Linked DNA regions of Homo sapiens: region 2 is linked to region 1. Evidence: chromatin contacts called from ENCODE Hi-C data. All regions are on one chromosome and are shown on one strand. The core of a region is the stretch at or near the end of the contact, and the rest is flanking DNA. Distances in the headings are between cores, read along the strand shown. Region 1 holds the start of ALCAM (activated leukocyte cell adhesion molecule). Region 2 holds the start of NECTIN3 (nectin cell adhesion molecule 3).

What was found. Hi-C counts contacts between places; a loop is a spot of excess contacts on that map. Pooled maps may share reads with other maps.
Region 2: a map of CD4-positive, alpha-beta memory T cell shows a loop between it and region 1 (12-fold over the local background). The contact joins the promoter of NECTIN3 here to the promoter of ALCAM in region 1. A Hi-C loop is called at or near these places in 3 of 168 maps with a recorded cell type or tissue (CD4-positive, alpha-beta memory T cell and naive thymus-derived CD4-positive, alpha-beta T cell) and 9 of 50 pooled maps.

What each region holds. Positions count from the first base shown.
Region 1 is chr3:105,363,380-105,370,871 of GRCh38, forward strand. ALCAM (activated leukocyte cell adhesion molecule) reads left to right here and starts at 3,530. Exons shown (of 16, transcript NM_001627.4): 1 at 3,530-4,102. The coding sequence starts at 4,030. RefSeq lists silencers at 3,475-3,574, 3,905-4,024 and enhancers at 5,055-5,214, 5,551-6,051, 6,052-6,552.
Region 2 is chr3:111,067,415-111,074,906 of GRCh38, forward strand. NECTIN3 (nectin cell adhesion molecule 3) reads left to right here and starts at 4,402. Exons shown (of 6, transcript NM_015480.3): 1 at 4,402-4,763. The coding sequence starts at 4,604. LOC151760 (putative uncharacterized protein LOC151760) reads right to left here and starts at 4,352. Exons shown (of 4, transcript XR_007096272.1): 1 at 4,078-4,352; 2 at 1,850-2,057. NECTIN3-AS1 (NECTIN3 antisense RNA 1) reads right to left here and starts at 2,545. Exons shown (of 4, transcript NR_045114.1): 1 at 2,376-2,545; 2 at 1,850-2,057. RefSeq lists a silencer at 4,130-4,229.

The DNA of each region.
Region 1 (7,492 bases), core at 2,280-4,779:
TTTTGTTCAAGGAGTAGGAAGGCAAACAAAACACAATGGTATACAGTGGTAGGAACAAATGTTCTCAGCTTCCAAAACTATCTTTGTTGAAATTTCATCTCCAGTGGAAATTTTGGCGGTGCTAATCAGGGGAGAAAAACTACTTCCATTCTTCAAAGGCACACACAATTGACTCGGCTATGTTGTCACATACTGATGGGATTAATATTTTAGTACAGGGAAGGGGTCCTGGCCTGAGCCTTGGGAATCCTGAGTCCTTATCTCAACAGACCGTAAGTAGGAAACTTGCCTCCGGTACCATGTCACTGCTTTTGAGCATATCATCCTGATTGATGATGAATTCCTTTATACTTAAAATACAAAGCTCTTCTCATGTCCCAGGTAACGTGAAATTTTTTCCCCCTGGATAAATGTTATTCATTTTTCCCTTTCAGCAAGATGTACCCTTATGATTCTCTGATGCATGACTAAACTATACAATAAATATTATTGGAATACTATGTATTCTCAATTGTAACAAAAGTGACTGTGATCTACATGTAGCTGGAAACACTCTTCCTCTCAAGAATTAGGTAAGATGGATCCAATCCCACATTGACTAGATTTTGAAAGATTAATTCGATTACATTACTTTGTGGAGCTTACATTTTTATGTTTATTTCTAACTCTGAGCTCTTGCTTATGCTACATTATTTCAGTTTAGAAGTGGTCTTGTCATCTCATATGCACTGTATCTGGCCTACGCAGATAGGGTGCGCTGCTTTATTAATAAATTTCCTTAATGAAAATGTGTGTGAAAGGATGAGAGAACTTATGTTTAAATCAATCGCCCCACCAAAAAAACCATACATTTATTGCTACGCATTCTTGATAAGCAAAGTGGATAGTGATGAGCAAAGTAGATAGGAATTCAGTTCAAGAATCAGAATGCCTGGGTAGAACCCTGGCTTTACCATTGCTATGAATCATTGTGTGACCTTGGAAAAGTTGCTTCGAGTCTCTGGGTTTCAGTTTCTTCATGAGTAAAATGAGGATGAAAATAGCAACTCCTTCAATAAATTTTTATGAGGGGAATACATCTATTAATTCATATAAATTGCTTAGAATATTCTAACATGTAAGTGTTGCTAATTAATAGATCTAAAGACCTTTGAACATTTCTAAACTCATGCTTTGTATTGTTGCCTTCGTCCCCACTCCCAGGCCAAATTTCTATTTTCATGGTTATTATTTTGTTTAATATAGAGCCGTTTCACCATTTTTTTTTAATGACCAATAGCCTTTGGAGTTACTAGTCCAAGTGGCTTATCAAGGCATTTTCCTAAACTAGGACACATTCCTTTCTAAAAACAATTCTGGAAGCAGTGGACTACACATTCAAATATATATTATACATATGCCCATATATATATGCATGTGTTTGTGTATAAGTATAATATGTACATATTTGTATAGTCAGTTGCTCCCAGAATTCCACGTGTGTGTTTGTGTGTTTGATCTCATTTGATCTTCACAGCAATCCCATGAGGCTAGCACTATTATCACTTTTTACAAGAAAGGAGACTGAAGCTTAAAGAGGTTAAGTGAGTTGACCAAGATCATACAGTTAGTGTCAGAGCCCAAATCAGTCTTCCTTTTGCAAATCTACCTTTAAGCAATTATGCTGTATTAACTCCCATCGTAAAATAGAGGAGATCAGATAGAGCGTTCGCGGACCTAGGTTAAATATATTGTCAGGTCGATTTATTCTAATACACCCCACTTACAACCACAGTGAAAAAGAAAACAATTCCCTAAAGCAATTCTACAGGAGTCCATGGAAATGCTAGCATTTCAGCCAAGCTTAGCTCAAGGAATATAGAGTTAAAAGGCATTTGCCTCCTAGCGATAGCCTTCCTGTTGATTCATAAGATGCAAATGAAATGTTAATGTTTAAACCAAGTGGGAGAAACTACTTATTTTGAGAGGAAAAAAATATGGTATAAAAGCTCTACTCTAGAATATTGTTAATGTAAGGAGAACTGGAAGAACAGGACAAGCAGGCTTTTGAGAAAAATCACAGCTGAAGATAGGGCTTAATAGTTTAGAGCACTAAAAGATAAACAATTTTAAAAATCAGTGTGTGAGTGTGTGTGTGTGTGTGTGTGTCTGTGTGTTGCGAGTCTCCAATCTCGCTGGTAACTCGCAGTTTTCTGATGAAAGTGCAGTATGTAACGATTACTAGTTGGCATCCTCTGCTGGAGACCAGTCTCACAAAAGGGTGACCCTGTGATGCACGAAAGGCTATTTAATGCCCCAGCGAAGTGCTTCAGGGACCAAGATTTTATTATTCTTTGGTGATGAGAGTTGTGATCCTGCATCCCTGATTTAGAGCCACTTAGGGCTCCGACAGCTCCACCCCGGTGTTCTAGAGGAAAATCTTCCTTCATGCTCTCTGCCTGATTTGAAAGCAACACAGCTTCCCGATGTTCCTCCTGGGAGGTGGTTCAATCTTTAGAAATTGCCTAAGAAGCCTGTCCATCTGCTGGAGTGCCTGGCTTTCGGGAACGGACCAAGACGGACTTGGCTTTTAATCTGAAATAATTTGAGGATTTTCTGTCTATAACTTAAAATCACCGCTTAACTCAAAGTAAAAAAGTGACACGCTCTCTAGAGGGCTTTTGTAGACATTGGGAAAATCCGTATGACGAAGTACGGTTTAGAAATTCCGGATTTAATTTCCCCCGGGAAAAGCAAATATCTTCTGTTGGTACCGGGCAGTCGACTCACGTAGTCTTCCTTTAAAACCAAGTCTATGCCAGCCGGGTGTGAGGGGAGTGGTGGGGGTGAGCAGGGGGAGGAGAGAGATTCGAAAAGTACAGGAGGAATCAGTCCAGTACAGGGGTTGCCCCTGCCAACAAGTAGCTATTCCTGTTAACTCCCAAGAAGCAAGTTTCCACCTTTGCCACTTCCTCCTGCCCTTTCCTTTCCTTTTCCCTTCACTCCCGCTCTTGGACCCAAGGTTCGCTCCCCACCGCCACCGCCCTGCCCCACTATTCTCTTTACAGGACAGAAGGCTGCAGCAGCACGGCGGAGAAAAATCTCTGAGGAATGAGTCAGTGGGATGGGCGTATGGGTGGAGGGAGAGGGCAGTCGATTTTTAAACCTCAGCGAGGGTGGGTGGGCAGTTGGAAGCCAGAGGCCTTATCACTGGGGCGCTGCAACATCACAGAAAGTGTTAGTCCCAGGGCTCTCCCTGGCGCGCGCGGCTCCTGTGCTTGCTTCTTATTGGCGGACCTGGCCCTGGGGGCGGAGCCGCGGTGAAGCACCGCTCATCCGGGCTCCAGGACCGGGGCACGCGGTTCTCCCTGATCCCGGAGCTGGGCTCAGGGCTCGGACTCAGTCCTGCAGCGCCTCTAGGCTGCGGATCCGCGCTTCAACCACCTGCTTTGCGCTGCGTCCGGGGAAGTGGGGAGGAGACGGGAGGGAGGGAGGAGGCGGGGAGAGGAGGAAAGAGGCAGCTTACACACGCCTTCCAGTCCCTCTACTCAGAGCAGCCCGGAGACCGCTGCCGCCGCTGCCGCTGCTACCACCGCTGCCACCTGAGGAGACCCGCCGCCCCCCCGTCGCCGCCTCCTGCGAGTCCTTCTTAGCACCTGGCGTTTCATGCACATTGCCACTGCCATTATTATTATCATTCCAATACAAGGAAAATAAAAGAAGATACCAGCGAAAAGAACCGCTTACACCTTTCCGAATTACTCAAGTGTCTCCTGGAAACAGAGGGTCGTTGTCCCCGGAGGAGCAGCCGAAGGGCCCGTGGGCTGGTGTTGACCGGGAGGGAGGAGGAGTTGGGGGCATTGCGTGGTGGAAAGTTGCGTGCGGCAGAGAACCGAAGGTGCAGCGCCACAGCCCAGGGGACGGTGTGTCTGGGAGAAGACGCTGCCCCTGCGTCGGGACCCGCCAGCGCGCGGGCACCGCGGGGCCCGGGACGACGCCCCCTCCTGCGGCGTGGACTCCGTCAGTGGCCCACCAAGAAGGAGGAGGAATATGGAATCCAAGGGGGCCAGTTCCTGCCGTCTGCTCTTCTGCCTCTTGATCTCCGCCACCGTCTTCAGGCCAGGTGAGCAAGGGCCTGGGAGCAGCCCCAGACAGACGTGGGCCTGGAGCAGTTTCCTAGGTCCCCGTCCCAGCCTCGCACCCCCGAGGCAGTGCGCCCAGGCGCGTGGTGGAGGTAAGGGGACCGCTGTCCTGGCACAGAGCTGTCCCCGGGCTCGGTCACCTGTGCCGCACGTTTGGGCTTGGCTGGTTAGCTCAAGTTTGGGCATCAAGCTGGGGAAACTGGGTGAATCTCCAGGAACTTGGTGCTCCGGGGTGGGCAGGATTCGCCTGACGCTCTCCCCTTGTCCCTGCGGCTCCCAGCTAGGCGGCGGACTCTTGCCCTCTGACAGTTCCTCCTGTCTCTGGGTATCCAAGTCCACGTCACTGCGCCCCGAGCAGTTTTTCTTTCGCTTAGTTCTCGGATGAAATAACTGCCGGCACTTTTTCGTGATAAATCCCCTAGTAACTTCCCCTTGGTGAGCCGAGGAAGGGATGGGAGGGGTAGAGAAGGAGAGGACTTTAATCACCTCCCCCCGCCCCCCTTGCGAAACCTGCTAAAGCTTAAAATCGTGGTTTCAACGTTACCCCCTGCGGTCCCCGTCCATTGTCTGGGCGGGTGGTGAGTGAAAGGGTGACCGCAGGCAGATAACACAGCCAGAACAGGAATTAGTAGGTAGGCCTGGGAGACACCTCAGTGAGAGGTTTGTGAATTTCCAGGACCTGCTCATAGAGCCTCAGTTCTCAGTTCTGTACTGAGTCTTGGAAGAGAGAGAGAGAGAGAGAGAGAGAGAGAGAGAGAGAGAGAAAAGGCAAAATTCCCAACAACTAAAATATCTCTCGGGAAATCCCTTTCCACACCCTCGGGGACGTCCCCTGGCCCTGGTATCCTCAGGCCCGCCTGGCGGCTGACACAAGTTGTTCTAACAGGGTATTCCGTGCGCTCACAGTTGCCTGACAGAGCAGCAGGTTCCTTTGCTCCCCTAAACTGAAAATTTAGGGGATTTTTTTTTCTTTGAAGTTTTTTTTTTCTATCCCTGCGTAGACAGTTGCCAGTTAAACTCCTACTTCCTGGTATTTTGGCCTGTTTGTTCTTAGCTTTTTCTTTAGCTTTTATCAAAGAAAAATCTCACTTCCTTTTATCCGTGCACATCCCTTCAGCTGTCGGCAAGCTCAGGTCACAGAAGAGGTTTGAAAGCCTCTGAATCTCTCCCAGGAACTGGCGGGGAGAGGGGTTTGGGGGCCAGAGCCTGAGGAAGAGATTACAAGTGTTTGCGAGCTGCTGCTGCTGCTGCCGTTGCTGTGTGTGTGGGCGGGAGGAGTGCCCTCTCCAGATCTCTTTATTAAAGTTACATTTCTGGGTGAGGTAATGAGCTCACCTGATGTTTCTGAGGCTGAGGGAAAAAAAAGGCGTCTGCGTTCTCTGACAAATCTCGGGCTCTGGGGCGGGGACTGTGAAACCATAGTTCAACCGGATTTAAAGCAGGTGTCCTAGTGTAACAACGCTGGGGAGGTAGGTGGAAAGGCGAGACCCCCTTGGGCCTGGCACAGTGTGGATTTCACTTTTTCGAGATTCCACTGTCCGATGGAGGAAAGGACACTTTGGAGCCAGGGAATGAGCCAAGAAGGGAGGACAAGGGTGATGTCGGTTTGTAACATGCAAACGTCCACACGCCCACAGTTGGTTTTCCGATTAACCCCCTCGAGACTTGGAGAATGTAATCTCACCCTCGTCCACACCCCTGACACAGGCACATAACCAGTTTCCTTTTCGGTGCCGTCACAGGCGGGCCACGTCGCAGGATAGGTTTTTCTACACATTTAACTGCTAAAAGGGGGAAAGTTCCGCTTTCAGACCTCCTTCACGGTGGTTCTTTTGGCGCCACAGGCTCGTGTGTCCAGGGGGCACCGAGCTGCGCGCTTTCGGCGAGCGGCTAGCCCCGGCTCACCGCAACCAGCCACCGTGAATCTGAGGATCCGATATCGGCCCTGGACCCTCAGATCCGTGGTTTCGGTGAATTACCGAGCTGGCATTGCCGAAATTCTCATTGCAGTATCAGTGTGTTTTGAAAGGAAAGGTTACAGCACTAAAGGCGCCGTGTCTACACTGAGGAAGCAAGTCTTGGACAGTAAGTGCGCCTTCTTCGGAGCCCTCTGCATAGCAGAGCCCGGTGGGGGCGCGGTGCCAAAGGCCGGCTTCATTTGAGCGGGGTAACTGCCTTCCCTGCCGGCCACTCTTCATTTCCGGAGCAGTTTTAATAGTGTATGTCCAGTTGTAGAGGTCAAAAACTCGAGTTTGTGAAACTGCTTCCCCGGGTCTTTCGGCTTGTAGTCGCTACAAAGTCATTGATATATTTTAGGCGTGCCACGTTACCTGTTTTGAAAGGAGGAGAAAAATATATGAACCACGAAAACTGAATTCAGAGATGAAGGCAATGAAGTGTGTGTTCAACATCCGAGATAGCAATATTCTCGTTATTCTTGTAGAAAGAGCGTCAGCCTGTGGTGACATTTTGTATTGCTTAAAAAAAGAATGCTTTTCTGGATTATTTACAAGGAGATGGGGCGCTGCAGTTAACTCTTTCTTCACTTGGGTCATCTGTATGAACCCCTCTATGGGATTTTTCATAACTACTCACTGATCTCACTGATATAAGATTCATTCTAAGACATAAGCACACATAAAGCTTTCTTCAGTGGGATATTATGTTTGAAACATATCAATTGATCTCAACAGGACTTGGGAAAGCATCAACTCAAATAATGTCCTTTCAAAGACTATTGATGTAGGACTATTGAAATTGATTAATTTAAAAACTAAAAACTGTTTAACAGCCAATATATATATATTTTTTCCTTAAGGATTTATTTAATCCAATAGCAATTTACAATTTAATGGAGCATTATTTGCAGTAAATTGCTTTTCTAGGCTTTCTTCAGGACATCTACCTTCAGGCACTTGAGCAAGTCATTTAACCTTTTTGAGCTTCAGTTTTCTCATACAAAATAAAAAGACAGACTAGAGGCCTACTCTCTGAAATGTCTCCCAGCTCAAAAACTCTTTGTTTCTGAAGTCTTAAGGTAAAAAACCAATTTAGGCAGGCAGAGTCATTTTTCAACACTATTTTTCTAAGGATCTCAGTCTAGACAAAATTCATATAAATTGTATTATTAGAAAAGTATCAGTAGACCCCAATTTCTAATTTCCTTTTTTTTTCTACCTTTAAAAATTCATGATAACATCTATGCTTACTCTTTCCAGCCTTAGTAGGGAAAAAAAAAAGCGTGAAGGAGAGAAATTAGCCTTCCACTCTCCTGGGAAAAGAGGACCCAAAAGTAAGAAAGGATAGTAGGCCTCAGAAAGCCCTGCTAGTGTAACTCATCTCTCCTGCAAACCTGTTCCTATATAAACTGC
Region 2 (7,492 bases), core at 3,152-5,651, 5.7 Mb after region 1:
GCTGCCTAGGCTAGAGTACAGGGATGCAATCTTGGCTCACTGCAGCCTCGACCTCCTGGGCTCAGCTGATTCTCGTACCTCAGCCTTCAAAGTAGCTGGGACTACAAGAGCACATCACTACACCCGGCTAATTTTTTTTTTTTTGTATTTATAGGAGAAAGGAGGTTTTGCTATTGATATGGTTTGGCTGTGTACCCACCCAAATCTCATCTTTAATTGTAGCTCCCACAATTCCCACGTGTTGTGGAAGGGACCTAGTGGAAGGTGATCGAATCATGGGGGCAGGTCTTTCCTGTGCTGTTCTCCTGATAGTGAATAAGTCTCATGAGATCTGATGGTTTTATAAAGGGGAGTTTTCCTGGACATGTTCTCTTGCCTGCCACCACTTTGCTCCTCCTTGCCTTCTTCCATGATTAAGGCCTCCCAAGCCATGTGGAACTGTGAGTCAATTAAACCTCTTTCCTTTATAAATTACACAATCTCAAGTATGTCGTTATTAGCAGCATGAGAACAGACTAACACAGCCATGTTGCCAGGCTCGTCTTGAACTCCTGGACCCAAGCAATCTGCCAGCCTTGGCCTCCCAAAGTGGTGGGATTTCAGGCAGGAGGCACTGTGCCTGGCCTACTTGAGTTTTAACAGTGAAAATATAGATACTTGCTTGCCCTTGTGGACTGTTCATTCTAGTGAAAGGGAACAGACAGTAAATTAGAGACATGTCAGATGGTAAGGGCAATGGAGAAAATAAAGCAAGTTAAGGGCATAGGGATTAGGGTGGGGGAAGCTCTTTCATATGATGTGGTCCTGGAGAGCCTCAATGATAAAGTTAAATTTTATCAAAGATTCAAAGGAAATAGGAGGGAGAAAGTCATATGAGCATACAGGGAAGATCTGTTCAGTAAGAAAGACTTGCATTTAATAAGAGTAAGGTTGGTGAACGTTTTGCAAGTGGATGGACTTTTCTGCGATTTTGCAGTTTGTTTTTTATTATTTGCATAATTCTCTTTACAAAAACTGTGATCCTAACTGGATAACATAAGCTTATTATCAAATATAGTACAAAGTTCAAATATTCTACAAAATATCATTCATCTCTTTTACTAAAGGAAAAGCTATGCGTCCTCACACAGCAGGTTATAGAATTTGCTGATGTTAAGAAGAATTAGCTGAAGTATATAATGTCTTACCTCTCCTGTAAAATACCTCCTTTGTTTCAGAGTCAGCTATGAAATTCTAATAATAGTCTCAAACTTTTCACTTGGATTATTTGAGTAAATGTAAAATGCCCAGCACTGTACATAATTACTTCTTTGTTAAGATGTCAACCTTTGTTTTTTAGTTAAGAGTTAATGAACCTTGATAATTGGCAAACAATCTTTGAGCCGAAAGTAGGATGGACACCATCAGTACTCTTAACCCAAAACAATGAAACTATTGTTGGCATTAGGATTACATTGCTTTCTGTTCAGATAATTTTTTTCTGAAAAAATGCATGTATACTTTGTTATTCAATGGTGTCAGAAATATTAATAAGTTAGCTATAATTAAGTATTCCTTAAACAGTTTGTTATTCAAACAATAAATGTGAACTTATGTATAAAGTTAGAAGACTAAAAATGGCATAGAACGCACTAATACTCTCATGCTAAAGGTTTTAAAAAAATTAATAGTATTTCTGCCCTTGAAAAACATGAGTTGTATATGTAATGTAAAATCTTTTTCTGTGGCCAGTAAAAATTTCCAACAGGAAAGCTTGGGGTGAGTATGTCTAAAATTCACTCATCTGAGGAGAATGTAATTTAAGATTGGGCACTTTTATTATAGAAAGTAGAAATTTGAGTTATCTTACTTTTTAACTTAAAGAATCATCTTGAGAGATCAATGGTGTCCACTGGAAGGCAAGAACTTGGTTCTGGCAGGAAAACCACCACTGGCTGGTAGTATTTGCAGAGCACTTAACCTCTGTGCCTAGGTTCTTGTAGCTGTCAAGTAGATAATAGTAATTGCTACCTTCCGTGGGAAGTGAGCTTGTGCTTTGACATCTTTAGTTGAAGATGCTGTATAAACACAAATTATTATTATTAGAATATAATACATATATGCACATAAAACACCAGCATGGTGCTCTTTTAATGCTTATATAACATCTATAAATAATGCTCTTCCATGCTCTCTCTTCACTTTAGGTCAGAGAATATCATAGCAGACCACTATTCAATTTCTGTAAGTATGGAGGAAATATATTTGTTAAAGCTCCATGTCATCTTTTTGAGACGAACTTAACCTGCTAATTCCTTATGGTCTCTGTAGCAATTGCCCGATGGCCCCTACCCAAGTTAAGCCTTTGGTATTTTTTGAAATGTTGGCTAAATTACTTTTCTTGGAGATGTGGAGCCATCAGGGAAAACCTGGAAGAATGAAATTGGCTAGTGATATTAAAATTTTGGTTGTTTAACATTTAACTGAGTCTCAACAACGTGTTAAAGTGCTATCTAAACAGATAATTAGCTAGTGGCTGCGCAGTGAGCTGTCTAAATTTAGCAGTGAAATTAGGTTTAGGGAATGCGAATATAGAAAAAGAAATTTTCTCAAGGGAAACGGTGGTGTCAGCACAGCTGAGGAATGTCACAATAGCTACATTTTGTCAATTATGATCATCATCAGGGGATCTCCCGGAGCGATGCAGGACAAGGTTTATTCATAAGTGCATCTTGAGAATAGGTGATAGAAAGCCTTGGCTGCAGGAGACAAGCTTACAGGGGACGACAGAGGCAGACAGGCACAGGGAGGGAGGGAAGAGGAAAGGGCTGGAGGGAAAAAGGCACTAGACCGAGCGCTGGGAGACTGGAAGGGAGGCAGAAGTTAAGAAAGAAAAAAGAGGTGGGCAGGGTGTAGAATGGCTTGTAGCCTTGGAGGTTAGTAAAGCCTTGTAATCCAGCGGGCGGAAGGTGGGAAGACCCTATTGACTGAAAGCCGAGGACAGCGTGGTCTTGGCCGCAAGCATGCATTAGTTTAGCTGCGACAGGCTAACTTCTGGGCGGCTGATCCTTGTTCAGCTTTCCTGTTACTGGAACACATTTATGGCTATCTCGTGGAGATGACAGGACCTACATAAAATTAATAGTGTCAGGCCTGAGGACTGGTGTCCTCTGCCTTCAATTCACCCCCTACGCTGGACAGTCCAAATTGTCCACCCTCCTACTCCCCCCGCGGAACCAATGTGGCAGTGGCTCCAAGGTCAAGCTGCCGGTACTGTGCGAGGCGGGAGGATGGAGAGGGCAGGGCGGAGAGCCACCTGGGATGAGCGAGGGTCATGGTGGACCACAGACGCTCTTCTTATACGGGCAAATGTTTAATACTTCCCGAGGTCGCCTCTCTGCCATCAAACGAAAACAGGCAAGAAAATAAAACTACACATACGAACATGCAAAGGAAACAAAACCAAAGAAAAACACCAACGCACTCGTTGGGGGAAATCCATGGCCTCCTGTTGCCAGTCGCCCGGCGCGGAAAGTGGACAGCCCAGCGGCCAGTGAGAAGCAAGAGCAAGAAAGCAAACCTTCTGAAGACCCCTCTCCTCGCCCAGCTCCGCCGACCATTCTACCAAGCTGCCCTCCCAGAAAAAAGAGCAGGAAAAATGCCTGTGCAAACGTGCCTTGGCGAGCGGGGAATAAGTGGGCTGGGAAGAAGGGAAGGATTCGGAGAGCACAGCTGTCCCGGGGAACAGGAAGGAGGAGAAAGTCTCTCCCTCCCTTCAGTGCCCCGCGCCCCAGCGAGGAGGAAGATTACTAGTCCAGCAGGCTGCGTCCAGCTTCCTACACAGGAACCTTTAGCATGGGCAACGGAAGGGCAGCCCCCTCCTGCCTTCCCCTCCCCACCCCACCCCCTCGTCCCAGGTCCCCGCCACAGGGAGAGCGCCGCCCGGGAGAGGAGAAGGCCGAGCGTGATTGTCCCGCAGCCCTCGCCTCAGTCGGCGCCGGGGCCCCCGTGGACCCGCGAGGGGTGGAGTGGGCGAGACCATTGGAAAGGCAGGGAAGGGGGGAAACCAGGCAGGAACGAGGGGCGGGGCCGACTAACCTATTCCAGATTTTCCTGTCCCTTTTAAATCTCTGCTGTGGGAGAAACCCCGTTATCAAAGTGGATGAAAAGAATATTTTTTTTTGAAAGGGGAGGAGCATGTGTAGGAGGGCGGGGTGGGAGGAGACAGGGCTTGCGCCCGGGGATCAGACGGGAGGTGGAGTTGCGCGGGGAGGGCGGGCGAGTCGGGCGCCCGCTCTGAGAGTCGGTTTCTTTTCCCCCTCTTGCGTGGGGCGGGGTGGTGCGTTCCGAGTTCCCAGGAGTTCGACGCGGGCGGGTGCCGAGGGGAGGGGAGTGGCGGCGGCGGCGGGCGGCTCCCGCTTCAGCCTCGGCAGTGGCGTCGGCGACGGCGGTGTCGAGGCAGCCGCCAGCGTTCGGCCAAGTGTCAGCCGGCAGCGACGGCGCTAGAGCTGGGAGCTGGGGACGCGCGCGCCGGACCTTCCACAGCCTCCGCCCAGAGCCTGAGGCGCCGGGGCCGGGGGAGCCGGGGGGCGGGCGGGCGAGCGGGCCGGGGGGAGGGTGGGGGATGGCGCGGACCCTGCGGCCGTCCCCGCTGTGTCCTGGAGGCGGCAAAGCACAACTTTCCTCCGCTTCTCTCCTCGGAGCCGGGCTCCTGCTGCAGCCCCCGACGCCACCTCCGCTGCTGCTGCTGCTCTTCCCGCTGCTGCTCTTCTCCAGGCTCTGTGGTAGGTGAACCTCGGCGGCCGGCGTGGGCTGAGGGAGCCGCCACTGAGGGTGCGGGCGCCGCGGCCGGCTCTGCCAGCCGTTCTCTGGAGCAGCGAGGCGGTTGGTTGTGCGAGCGAGTGCCGAGGACTTTGGCTGGAAACTTTTCGCCGCGCCCGGGGCGAGGCCCTGGAAGGGCCAGGCCAGCGAATGCTGAGCCGGCGGCCCGCTGCCCTCCCCCGCGGCCGCGCGGGTCGCCGTGCGGATGGCCGAGGGTTGGCGATGGTGCTTCGTGCGCCGAACTCCGGGTTTGCTCCGGGGACCGTTACTTCCTCGCTCATTCTCTGGGAACCCTCGTAGGTTAAGGTGCCGGGATGCACGTTTGCCGCTTTTTTTCCCGGTGAAACTTGAGCTGTGAGCCCAGAAACCCTAGGGACCGGAGCCCGATGGAATGAAGCCTCCGGGTCCACTTCTCATGGCCTTCCACCCTGGAGAAGGCACCATTTTAGCCCACCCAGCCGCAGAATCCCCTACAGCTAGTTTTCTTCTGTCTTGTGCCCACTCCCCCGGCTCTGCCCTGACAGCTTCTGGAGCTCTCTAGATTGACCCTCGTCCCTGCCCTCCAGCTTGTGGGACGTCTCTCACACTGCCCGTGCTTATTTTACCAAACCGCAGGAACAAGATTTACGTGTTAAATACCTGATTTCATGGACTGTGTGCCCCGGCTGTTCTAACCAAAACAGTCACGCGCCTGTTTCCCATCTCTTGACCCTCGTGTTATGTTACTGTTTTCCTGTCATATTTGGGAGTTAGTCTCTGAGTTTTCTTCCCAGGTATGCCAGACTAGAAGCCTGCTTATTAAGGACTGTGCTAAAAAAAAAAAAAAAAAAAAAGTCTGCCTCATGCAAGAGAAATGGACTTAAGTGGTAATTAATGGGAGGCAGCGATTTGGGAAAATAAGGACACCAGTCTTTGGTGGGAGGAGGAGTATCAGAACACTGCGAGTAGTTATTTATTTGAGGGCTCTTGGTAAGAAAAGTAGAGGGGCAGAACTTAAGCTTGGTCAAAGATTGGTTTTCAGTATTTCATAAAACCGTAAACTGAAGTTTTACTAGTATTTATTAAAAGGAGAGATGTGTGCACATTTCTTGAATAGTGTGATTTAGAAGGAGGAGAATCCTGTTACATGGTAGGTGAGTCAGGGTAGTTGGTTATGAGGGAAGCAAAGTTTGCATGATGGGATTGAGTGTCTCTTCTGGGCTGAGAATTTCCACTGACAGTTTACCACCACGTTTCCAGCACTGTAATGAAATCTGATTTACACAGAGTATAGTATGGTAAATGGAATGTTATTAATTGTACGCTGTTTCTGTATGCCGACTCCGCAGATACTTGGTTCCAAGACAAAGTTCTTAATGCTATACCTTTTTAAATTGATGCCAGAGTCTAGATTGAATTTGTGTGCTGTTCTATTCCATGAAGGAGAATTGGGGATGTTGCTTACAGTTGAGTGAGAGGACAGTTGGAGGGGACCTTACCAGTTTACTATCCTGACTTCGTTTATGTTAAGGACTGAGAGAATATTTATACCTCCACAGAGGCAGATCTAGTTAGGCAAAGCTCTGTGGAAGACTGAAGCCAGGTAATATGCATAGCTGATGCAGGAATTATTTACATGATAATTTCTTAGTGGTTGTGAAAATGAATTGTTGATTACTTTTTGAAGGAACACATTGGTTTTCACATGGAAGAAGAAAACAGTTTTAAAAAATCTCAATGTAGCATTGGAAGGACTTGATTTTTAATTCAGAGCTTAAAAACTTAAGCAGTGTAGGCAAATGGACTGTGTTTTAGAGCAGGTGTAGTGTTTAGAGTCAACTCTTCTTGTTGTAGAGGTAGACACTGGTTTTGTATTCCTGTGTGCTACTCATTTAAACAGCTTCCTTTTTTGGCTTATAGTGTTATAACACCCTAATTTGTGAACCTTTATGACGAGTTTTTTCCATCAACCTTTATTTTGGAATTAAGTCTTTGAATAGGGCACAGATGTTGTGACTTATGGAAGCTTAGTGGTATGGAAGCAAAATTTTCTTCAAGTAAGCTGTTAGTCTAACAAGTTGTTGATTTAACTACTGTTTTAGTTAATAGAGTTATAATGATGTTCATAGTACTGCTTACAAGGTTTGGCATGTAATTAATATTTGCGTGGAGCCAGTTTTAGAGTTGAAAAGATTTTTAAGCTTTAAAAATATGACTGTAGCTGATGATTTGTTGATGAGAATGCTTTACTTGTTTTATGACATATAGATTTTTCCTTTTGCTGCTATTTTTGATATTTTGATATGTTTGATATATAGCGTGGCCTTAACTTTATCGTGTTAATTTAACTGTTAAAAATATCCATCAAAACTGGTGGACCTGATATTCTGAAGGCTATAAAAATGTTTATATCAGACTTGCTGGCCGTTTGTTTTGGGGGTGTGCATTATCTTATTTGGAGAACTGAACTTTTAAAATGAGAGTTTTACAGGTTGTCAAATTGCCAGATTTTTTTTTTGTTTTTAAGCCTAAGAGATTCCTAGGTATAAGTGTCAAGGGGACTGGGCTTACGTCATCATCTGACTTGATAAACGTCATTTAATTATGAAATTCGAAGTTTCTTTATGATGGCAATAATCAATTCATAGATGATTAGATTTATCTCACTTTTACTTCCCACCGTTTTTTTTTCAGGGGACATAGAGAATATTAT